2 separate regions of the Mus musculus genome follow, and region 2 is linked to region 1. A link is a loop called in an ENCODE intact Hi-C map of the cell type or tissue named here. Cell type or tissue: left cerebral cortex. All regions are shown on one strand. Each heading gives the region's core, and the rest is flanking DNA. Links, peaks and the distances in the headings are about the cores only. Region 1 holds the start of Plppr4 (phospholipid phosphatase related 4). Region 2 overlaps Frrs1 (ferric-chelate reductase 1).

Region 1 (5,380 bases), core at 381-5,380:
CATTACTTAGTATGTCAAGAAAAATTTGACAGAGTTTCTAAATTTTGAGCAGAGTCATGAAGTATGTTAGTGATTAACTGTGCAATGTTGATAGAACTGCGTTCATCAACAGAGAGACATAGTAAGTACAAAGGTTTTGGGTCCCCTCACCATCAGAATCAGAAAAACTAGTGCAGTTCATCAGGTAGAATGTCCATCAGGATTCCAGGTAAAATAAAGAGGTGGGGGTGGGGGTGAGGGTTACACATAGTGGGAAGCTTCTAGAAGGGTTAACCAGAGAAATGAAATCAGTAATTGCTTTTCAGAAGTACCTTTGGGCTACTGTGTGAGGGGTAAGGCATGGCTTAAAATTTGTAAGGACTCTTTTTTTTTTCCTGCCAATCAAAACAAGACATGGTAGTGACCCGCGGTGGGGGGGGGGGGGGAGGGAGGGTGAGTACTCTGTTTTGAATAATAATATGGGATAATATAGTCTTTTTCTATAGCTTCTATTCTCTGAGTAAGATAAAGCTAGATGGTTGTGTGGCTTTTGAGAAGTTAGGAGAAGATATGTATGGAACCAAGACCAGCTAAGAAGGACACACTAGGTTTGGAAGGTGGGGGGACTTAAGCCATGGTCCCAAGGTCACGTGTTGTGGTTTTATTCTACTGTATTTAGCTGTTCAGATAAACATCTTATTTACCTGGGGTAGAGTTTCACTGAATAGTATGGTACATGAGCAATTGCACTGCAGGACTCTGAAACCTAATCTTGGCAGAAGGAGTAGAGGCAAGATGCCGCATGGGTAGTAAAATGTGAATGTTATGAATATGGCATCTAGCTTGCCAAAACCCCACTGGAGCAGCAATGGAAAAAGCCAGCTGAAAAGTAGGCTGGGGATTCAAAGTCGTGTGATTGACAGGGAAACTTTGGAAGAGCAAGAAATGACCTAGAACAGATAGGGACAGAAGTGGGTGATATCCCCATGTGTTGCTTTGTGTCCCTTGAGTGCTTCTGCTGTAGCACTTGACACTGATGGTTTGCGAAAAGAATCATAAATGTGAGAGCAACCACGGACCCTGACAACCAGGGCTTGGGCTTAGACTCCAGTGTTTGGAGTCATGCTTCCATAGTTACGGCTGTGATTCCCACAGTGCACTAGGGAATAAGAATGTGGTTAGAATATTTCCTGAGCTTTGGGGCCAGCGATGATGCCCCATTTACCCTTTCTCTTCAGATGCAGGAAATTTTCACTCTGTTCCCCAGCTGATTGGAGCTTTTTCTAGGTGCTTCCCTGGGAGTTACCTCCCTAGAGATCAGCAGGCAGGGCTGTCACGCTTGGGTAGCAGCCAGCTCCCAGTGAATTCCTTCTGTGGCCTACTTGTCCTTATGAAGTCCGAGTTTTAATTTTGCACAGGTAGGAGGTCTCTTTTGCTATGGATAGGGCGGATAACGGTGCTACCATTAGAAAACAGGCTTCTGTTTTCTAGGAAGGCAAGAGGAACCCCAGGTAGGGGACCTTGTGAGACCAGGTGACTTGGCTCCTCAGCCTTGCTTCTACAGAAACCAGGAGTGCTTCCCCCCACTCTTCCCTATTTTTGACGTCAAGCTCAACCAGCCAGCAGAGGAGCCTCACGGCTTGGGCGGTGGAGAGAGAGCCCAGGGAGAGTGGCAGGGAGGGGAAGCCATCTCAGCAACAGCTTGGAGAGGGAGCTGCTATCCCTTGCCCGCAAAACACGGACTAAAGCCAGGCTGAAGAAGACCTGCGGGCTCGGGCTCGGGGATCCGCGGGGTTACTGCAAAGAGGGGCGGGGAAAAGGCGGGGGCGCTGCATGCAGCGCGCTGGTTCCAGCGGTGCCCGCGGGGAATGTGACATCAGCGGCGCCGGGCGCTTGCGGCTGGAGCAGGCAGCTCGCCTCGGTGGCCGCACGGTGCACACCTCGCCCGGGGGAGGACTTGGAGCCCGGCAGGCGGCCGGGATGTCGGCGAAGGAGAGGCCAAAGGGCAAAGTGATCAAGGACAGCGTCACCCTCCTGCCCTGTTTTTATTTCGTTGAGGTGAGTTGGCCCAGCGCCCTGGCATAATGCAGATCTTTCCGGACAGCTCCGGAGCTAATTCGGGTCCTGGGCGGGATTGGTGACCACACCGGAGCACCAAGGGCTTGAGCCACTGCCTTTCCTAAATGCTCGACCCTTTCCCTTTCCTCCCACAGGTTTTTCTCCAGAGCTCCCCTGAGTCTGCCTGTGGACACCTGCCAGCACCGCCTGGTTATCACTAGGGGCGGCTTGCTGGGTGGCCTTCCAGGAAGGGATACCTGTGAGAGTACTGGTCTAGTTTTTGGCCCTGTAGCGCCAGTTGTGCACAGCATATATCAGTGCCCCAGAGGGGCCATGATGCCTGTATTTTGAAATTTGTGTTTTTCAATTTGCTGACTATTTCTAGAACTCTGTGAGCTTTTGGTGGGAATTCAAAAGCATACAGTTTTGCCTAGACTGTAGGACCAGAAATGTTTATGTGGTATTAGGATTATCGGTGGCTTCTATTAACCCCCCTAAACCCGTCTCCTACTACAGTTGCTATGGTACTTCATCTGCTTCTAAAATTGGGTCATTTCTAGATGTCAGTCAACAATCGACTGGCCTTTAGCCATGGTGTGTGTGGGTGTGTGCACAGACACATACATATATCCATGTACATATATATATAGCTCAGTGTAGATATATGCATAAACGAGTGAATATATATTTCAAATGTATGACATCATCTGAGTTCACTTTGTGTGTGTGTGTGTGTGTGTGTGTGTGTGTGTGTGTGTGTGTGTATCTGTGCTTTTATTCTGACCTGAGCAATATTTCGGTTAAGCAATTAATATGGAGTTGCACTCATAATGAACCTCTGGCTTACCTAATGCAGCATTTGAGGGAGGAACAGTTTATGGGAGGGGTGTAAAGATTGACAGGTACAGGATTCCATGTACTGTGATTCATTGCATTTGGAAGACATTTTTAAGCAAGGGGTTTCTTAAATTACAGGTGAAGCAAGGATACATTTAGGAAGAAGATCTAACAGTTCCAAGGGTAAAACTGTGGTTTGTGTAATTACATCTCAGGTTGAATAGGGAATTCTGAAACGGTTGCTGCATTATACATAGCCTTCCTTCCTTGTCTTTTTAGCCAAACATGGAGGTGCTCACTTCCAAGCACAGACAGCAGACTCTGTGTTTGGTGACTGAGAGGTTGATCTGGATTGGGGAAGAGCTACTATGTTGAAACTTGGAGAAGACATCTTCTGTCAAGGCTCTCCTTTGATATTGCTGTATATCTCAGAGTTTCTTTTATGTGCCATATATTTTTTGAAAGATTTAAGTTTTAAGAGAGGTGTATATGACCTGCATAAGTTTCAGAGAAATGACCTGTCAACCTTTCCCTTCATCTCAGACCTATAGAAAAGAAGCAGATGTGGGGGGGAGGGGAAGAGAGAGAGAGACCCTGTTTGCTTAAAATCATTGTTTCATCTATTATCCTTTTTTACAAGGAATCTTGAGGCTATGGCTATGTGTGCCCAGAAGGCTCAGTGAACAGAATCAAGGAATGGGACTCTGAGCTGCCTGCTTCTACATCAGTGGCTAAACCACTTGTAGCACTGCTGATCCATTTAGTAGTGTTTTTTTTTTTTCTTTTTTTTCTTTTTTTTTTTTTTTTTTTTTTTTGCTAAAGCACTTTTAATCATATCTAAATCTTTTATGTTTATTGGAGAGAAATTAATGATTTTGGGGGTCTGTCCCTAAGAGATACTCATCCGAGGTCAGCTGGAAGCTGACTACACCAGAACACAGCTGTATATGTTTGTAATCTCAATGAATGAGGCTACAAACCAAAAAATTCAATCATTCTCTTAAAGAATGCTACTGACTCTTGAGAAACTTTTCATGGACTACATACCCTTTAACTTAGGATCTTAAAAGTAAAGATGTTTTATAATTCATTGGAATTGTGTCTCTAGGAGAAAAAAAATCTTACAAATGTTATACATTTTCCAGGAATGGAAATCATTATTTTCACATTGACCCACTCTGACACCTTCTATGAATTCATTAAGCCAGAGAAGTTACAGAAAGATGACTTGAAATAAATCATTGAGTTTATTATAAGATTTTGTTTGCATTTTCTTATTTTGATTTTTGGTTGTGTTTTGAAATAGGATGCCAAGGGAGCCCAAGCTGGCTTCAACTTAACTAGTAGCAAGACTGGCCTTAAATCCCTGACCCTCCTGACTGTACTTTGCACATGCTGGGATGAGAGGCATGGGCCACTGTGCCTGCCTCGTGAGATTAAAATGAGTATCTATAACACTGTATTTGGGGGTGGTAATAGACTTCTAATAGAGACCTCCAAAATTGGATGGCAAATTGTCTCCCTGAAACTTGAATGCACGATGAACCTCTAAAGAGATTGTAGAAGAGGGAAGAAGGCATCATTCTTCCAGCTATTTAGGAGTTGGCAGCAAGCACTACCCAGCTCCTTAGAAATGACTCATTTTGAAGCTAGTGGGAGGAATCTGCAGGATGAGTCTCTTTTGCAAGATGAATAAACAGAACTTGAATTAACATGTCAATTTAAAAGCACTAGAGGAATGTCCCTTGACTTTGGGACATAGTTCCCCATGACTCGGGGATTAAGATAGATTGACAAAATTCAAGTAAATCTCCTTCCATCACATATCAGCATAGAGAGTATAACTGAAGTAACATAAAGACAGTGAGACGGCCAGTATTCAGGGGAGAAAAGTCTTCAGGTCTTGTCTTTCTTTAAGGTGTGGGCCATTTTAGATTGTTCTTTGCTTCTTGAGTTCTTTATATATTTTGGATATTAGCCCTCTATCAGAATATGGTTTCCCAATCTGTAGGTTGACGATTTGTCCTATTGACTATGTCCTTTGCCTTACAGAAGCTTTTCAGTTTCATTCAGTACCATTTATAAATTCTTGATCTTAGAGCCTGAGCCATTGAAGTTCTGTTTAGGAAATCCCCACCCCACCCCCATGCCCATGAGTTTGAGGTTCTTTCCCACTTTCTTTTCTATTAGATTCAGTGTACCTGGTTTTATGTTGAGGTCTTTGATCCATATGGACTTGAACTTTGTGCAAGATGACAAATATGAGTCATTTTTCATTTTTCTACATACTGACTGCCAGTTAGACCGGCATCATTTATTGAAGATGCTTTCTTTTTTCCATTACACAAAGGAACTTAACTGGTAAAATTTCACATGGACCAGAGAGGGATAAAATAAACCTAGATACAGTTCTGTCAACTGCAATGTCTAGCAACATTTGATTGATTGGGAACACAATGAACCTTAAAGATAGATTGACCTGGTTCAAACATCACCTGTGCCGTGT
Region 2 (5,380 bases), core at 101-5,100, 450 kb after region 1:
CATAAAAGATGGATCTTCCATGTTACAATCACAAAATTAATACCAATACTTAAAAGTGGAGAAGTATTAAAATATTATGGACAAAAAAAAAAAAAAAAAAAAAACAAGTTGCCTTGGTCATGGTGTCTGTTCACAGCAGGAAAACCCTAATAAGACAGTTGGTCAGTGGAACTCTTAGGTCTGTCTACATAGCTGGTCGCAGCATCCGTGGGCTCTTGCTTCAGCCTTGACTACACAGTACAAAGACCAGATGCTCTTTTTCCTGTACTGCATCCTAGGAAGAAGTGTTCAGTCACTGACCACCACGTATAAAGTTACCAACTCCTTTCACATCAGGACTCAACCAAAGACACAAGCAGGCAGGAATTAGGGTCCCGCACGCCAGACATTTCTCCAAATGATCTTCTCAGCCTATACTTGGTGCTGCTGCTTTCTAAGCCCTGAGTCCTCCAGGTTTCTAAACCAAGAAAACCTCTGCTGGGTCCCGACACTCAGCAGTGTGCCGGTTGCCACTGTCTTGTCATGATAGAAGCAAAACAGGGCCCTGGGTCCAAAACAGAGATTTTTTTTTTCCTCCTCTGAGTGTAGATTCCTTTCCAGAACCTTCTGGCATCTGCCCACTCTAGAAACGAACAGTTCCAGTGTTTACCCCAATTGCCTGTCTTTTTGTGGGGCTCGGCAGGGGCTTACTCAGAGCATCAAAATACTCCATGTTCAAAAAGTAATGTCAGTGAACATCGTGTACTTAGAATGCATGGTTTCAGGAGATCTACTCTGATCATTCAGAACAAATCATTCAGGGCCTGGATGAAAATCGAAAATGTTACACAGGGAAGCAGAACGTGGTGTAGTTACTTTTTTTTTTTATGTGAATACACTGTCCTATGGAAAGACAAAACCATCTTAAAATGGACCATCCTTGTCACTCATCTTGTGCATCTACCAAGTTCCAAGACTCAATTTTTGTCAGGTTGAAATAAAAATGCACACCCACTAAGAAGTCACCTCCCACTCCCTGGCTCCACCCAGCCCCTAAGAAGCCTCAGTACCCTCTCAGTTCCTACTGATTCCACTGTTCAGAACACTCCATACACATGGGTCCGTAGAGCAGACAACCTCCATCGCTGGCTTCTTTCACTTCGCATAGTATTTGGAAGGTTCATTCTACATCCACAGCGGCTATCAGTGCCTCGTTGCTTTGTATGGCTGAGCAATGTCCCACTGCACACACACTCCACGTGGCATTCCTCTGTCAACAGACATGTGGGCTGCACCACCCATCACTTGATAGGAACAGTGCTACAAGGAACGTTTTGCTCAGCTTTTATTGGTTTATTCCCATGTCAATCATCTCTCCGTGCAGAACTGTTCGTTGAATACGTTCAGAACGCTGTACGATCGTCACTTCCCCGACACAAACTTTACTCTCGTTAAGAAACAACTCCCACCCCCTAGCTACCCAGGCTCCACTCAATGACCTGAATTCTCCACACAGTTGATCCTGCTGGATCCCACACATGAGAATCATATAAGAACTGTCCTGTGTGTCTGGACAATTTCATCTAGCACAATATTTAAGATAAGCATCATATATTCTTATAATAATAAAAAAATACACATTTCACATGCAAAACTGTTATAGTTTAACATCGTCATCAAGTGGCAAAGACCTTACCAGCAACATGTACAAAGCGAGCACCTTTGGCTGGTATCATTTCACTCAGAAGTTTAGTGGGATAGATTGTTGAAGATGACAAAGAGGACTCTTAGGAGACAGATGCCATTGCCACAAACATGGAATTCAGAAGTAACTGTGGCTACTCGGGCCTCCCAGCTCCTGGGCCTTTCTAACTTACAGTAGTATCTGCCTCCCTTCCCATCACCCACTTACAAAGATGGATCAGTGCCGGGAACAGGACAAGGAGGAACCAGGAAGATGAAAGGAAAGAAAGCATGAATCTGGTTCTGGCTAGGATGAGAATGGAAAGGTTAGCACCCACAACGCTGTGGGCCTAGGAATGAGTATGGCCGGGGTTAGACAAGGAAGGAAGGACATGGGAGCTTTGAGAAGGCTGATCCAGTTCATAAAGAACATAAAAGAACCGTTTCTCCAGTTGCATTAATAATGGATTATCTTGAACAAGGCCCTTTGTTCCCCATTTCCCCCTGCTTCAGTAGAATACATAGATAAACAGAGTTAGAGCCAAGAGCCACACGGCCCCCACGGCTTCCCAGTTGGCATCTGCTGCGCTGTCCTTCCCACAGCCTCCTGGGCTGGTGCCGGATCCGGGAAGGATGAGTTATCATCTAACCTACAGCCCCAGATCCTCACACAAATTGAGTAGTACTAACAAGAGTGTGATTCACGTAGTCAATAAAGGTATAGGCCATCTGTGCCCTGGCTTGACCTCCGCAGACCAGAAGCTAACAAAACCAAAACAGACTCAGTTTCTGCATGCTAACTTAACCATGATTTTCCAGACTATTTCTTTTATCCTGTGAAAAATATATTAATCTCTATTCTGCAGAGTATCCCTTCTTTAAGAGAACATGATTTCACTGTTTTTGACAATATGCCTAGACACAGAAAAAAATCATTTAGTTTAACAATTGCTGTTTTTAAAAAAGTATATGAATACTTTTTTCAAAAAAAAAAAAAAACCTAGGTTGTTTATTACAAAAATGAGAAACACACGGAGCAGACGAGCCGTGACGTGTTCGTTCCTAAGGGAAACGGGCATGCTAAGATTAAGTGGCACGGGTTTCCTTGCACACTTTGATGGAGGAGTAAACCCGAGCAAATACCACTCCGTAAAAAAGATGCTGTGCAGGAACTCACAGCCGGTCAAAGCATCTGTGCAGTGATGAGTCACGAGTCCGGCATCTATATCACACCCTTTCCCAAAGCCCGGGGACCGCGTCAGAGGAGACGCAGAGCCTGTAAGAGCGCCAGAGGCTGGAAAGAAAGGCACAGGGTGGAAACTGTTTCGGGAGCTGGCAGGATCTCTTCACTGTGAGCTCACAGCCACTGTGGCTGCCTGCGTAACGCCTGGGCAAGGCCAAGCTAATCCACATTCTAGCGTGGAGTGGGAAGGGGTCTCTAACCCCACCCCTACCTGAGGACCTAAGGACAGTTGATGGCTTCTCATGGGAGTGAGTCCATTTTCTTTGGGAGGGTGTGGCTTGGAAAAAATTGACCTTGCTCCTTGGAGGACAGCCGGAAACCCAGAGAGTGTAGACAGCATAAATTGTTTTTAAAAAATAATGATAATATGGCATACAGTTTGGAATTAGGGAAGTTAGGGGAGGTGTGGGTGGAACTGAGGTGAATATGATCAAAATACATTATATGAAACTCTTTTTTCTCTTTATGGTTGTCTTTTTCCAAGACAGGGCTTCTGTGTGTAACAGCCCTGGCTGTCCTGAAACTCTCTTATAGACCAGATTGGCCTTGAACACACAGAGATCCTCCTGCCTCTGCCTCCCAAGATCTGGGATCCACACCCAGCTGTCCGTTATGTAAAATCCTTTTTCTTCAATTTAATTTATGTATTTACATCCCAAATGCTGCTCCCCCCCCCCAAGCCTCTCCTCACAGGGTTCCTCCTCTCATCCCATCTCCCCTTCACCTCTGAGAGGGTACACCTCCATCTTAAAGGACTAATAAAAAAAATTTTTCTTTTGAAAAATGCATTATATTGCCCTTGGCATCAGAAGTCCAGCAAGTTCACCTATCTGCAAACTGTACCTAAGCAAACCTTAACAAAAAAGGTGGAAACCCTTTCCTGAAAAGAACTTTTCCTTGTCTGTTATTGAACAGGACTGGTTAAGACATATGTTTTAGCCTTTAGTGGCTTACAATGGAAAACTGAAAGAAATTTTTTTCATATAGATTTAAATTGTTGCTGTGTCATTTCTCCAGTGTGAGGATGGAGGCATGGCTTCACACACTCTGCTCAAGCACGGTGCCACTGAGCCACATCTCCAGACCTTTTTCTTTTGAAATAAATTCATTCTCAAGGGATAGTATAAACCGTAATGTGCCATTCATTGACCATGAGCACAGGAAATTCCTACCTGAACCCTGTGCTATTTTTAGCTAAAATCTATGTAGAGAAAATCAGAACGTTTTCACTTTATTGGTTAGAAATAAAAGCATGGAGCTGGGGTCATTACTCAGAGATGAAGATGGGGTTCTGGGGCCAAGCAGAAATGATATCATCAGCTGAAAAAGTATCTGAAAAATAAAATATATTCTACCAATTATTTTGCTTGTTTCCTTTGCCTAAGAAAATTATCTTCATTTGCAGCAGGGTCAGAAGGATACAAAAGAAAATATCAAACAGTCATTATAAATAATCAAAGAAAACAAATAAAAGTTAAGTCAGAAAGTATTAACACCAGTCATTAAGTTTCTAGCACCTATTACAGAGAGAGAGAGAGAGAGAGAGAGAGAGAGAGAGAGAGGGAGAGGGAGAGGGAGAGGGAGAGGGAGAGGGAGAGGGAGGGAGGGAGGGAGGGAGAGAGAGAGAGAGAGAGAGAGAGAGAGAGAGAGAGAGAATTCAGAGCATATGATGTAAGGAAATAGTCCCATAATAAAAACACTTAGTGGCAACAGAACAAATGAGTCCTCCGGTATTACAGCGCCACCCACTGGCTGTAAGTCCTCACAGCAGAGATAGAAAATACGGAGTAGGAGGAAACACACGGCCTGTGCTGTCACTAGAGCACCAGGGATGTCTTCCAAAGGAACCCATCCATGTTAGTGTATCTTCAAGAGACAAGAACACTTGCTGGATCCGTTCACAAGGGTGAGGTTTAGCAACTGAGAGATTCGCAGCTTTGTTCTAGCTCCTATAAGGACTGATCTCACGGCTGAAACAGGACATAAGATGTCGTTTCAGCTCCACAAAGGAAAAATAAATGAGATCTCTAATCAGGGGCACCTACCTGCATTTAACTGCTAAAGGAAATATAGTATCCGTAATATAACTACATGTTAAGGAAATGCCCACTGAATAAATCAACAGCTACCTTTAGACAGAAATACTGAACACAAAGGAGAAAATCTCCTAACTGCTGGTCGGAAAACGTGTTTAGTTTTTTTTCTTGTAGGTTTTACTTGTTTGGTGTGTGTGTGTGTGTGTGTGTGTGTCTGTGTGTGTGTGTGTCTGTGTGTCTGTGTGTGTGTGCGCATAAAATCAAAATGTAGTAATTTTTTTTTAAACTCTAAGACAAAATCTTTTAAATAAACTAGTCAAACATAAATGTAGTCTTTAAAGTACCATAGCAGCATCGTCATGAAAATTACAGTTCCCTTAAAACCAGATATAGTGGTGCACACCTGTAAACCACCCAGGAAACAGAGGCAGGCAGATCA

The links. Peaks named below come from ENCODE experiments on the same cell type or tissue, not always from the same donor. Only the 100,000 strongest peaks of a DNase experiment are listed, where the experiment ranks them.
Region 2: it touches region 1 in a loop (13-fold over the local background); 2 of 42 quality-filtered maps call a loop at or near these places.

What each region holds. Positions count from the first base shown.
Region 1 is chr3:117,356,681-117,362,060 of GRCm38, reverse strand. It overlaps Plppr4 (phospholipid phosphatase related 4), which reads left to right and starts at 1,185. Exons shown (of 7, transcript NM_177664.5): 1 at 1,185-2,037. The coding sequence starts at 1,813. In left cerebral cortex, for the core only: no CTCF peak of the experiment used is centred there; DNase peaks (open chromatin) are centred at 2,655, 2,935, 3,114, 4,493 and 3 more places; H3K4me3 peaks cover 3,649 bases; H3K27ac peaks cover 3,393 bases.
Region 2 is chr3:116,903,642-116,909,021 of GRCm38, reverse strand. It overlaps Frrs1 (ferric-chelate reductase 1), which reads right to left. Exons shown (of 17, transcript NM_009146.3): 17 at 5,272-5,380. Among named protein-coding and RNA genes, the nearest start is that of Frrs1, 45 kb to the right of the region's middle. In left cerebral cortex, for the core only: a CTCF peak has its summit at 4,675 (motif pointing left); DNase peaks (open chromatin) are centred at 1,751, 2,267, 2,882 and 4,667; H3K4me3 peaks cover 701 bases; H3K27ac peaks cover 2,026 bases.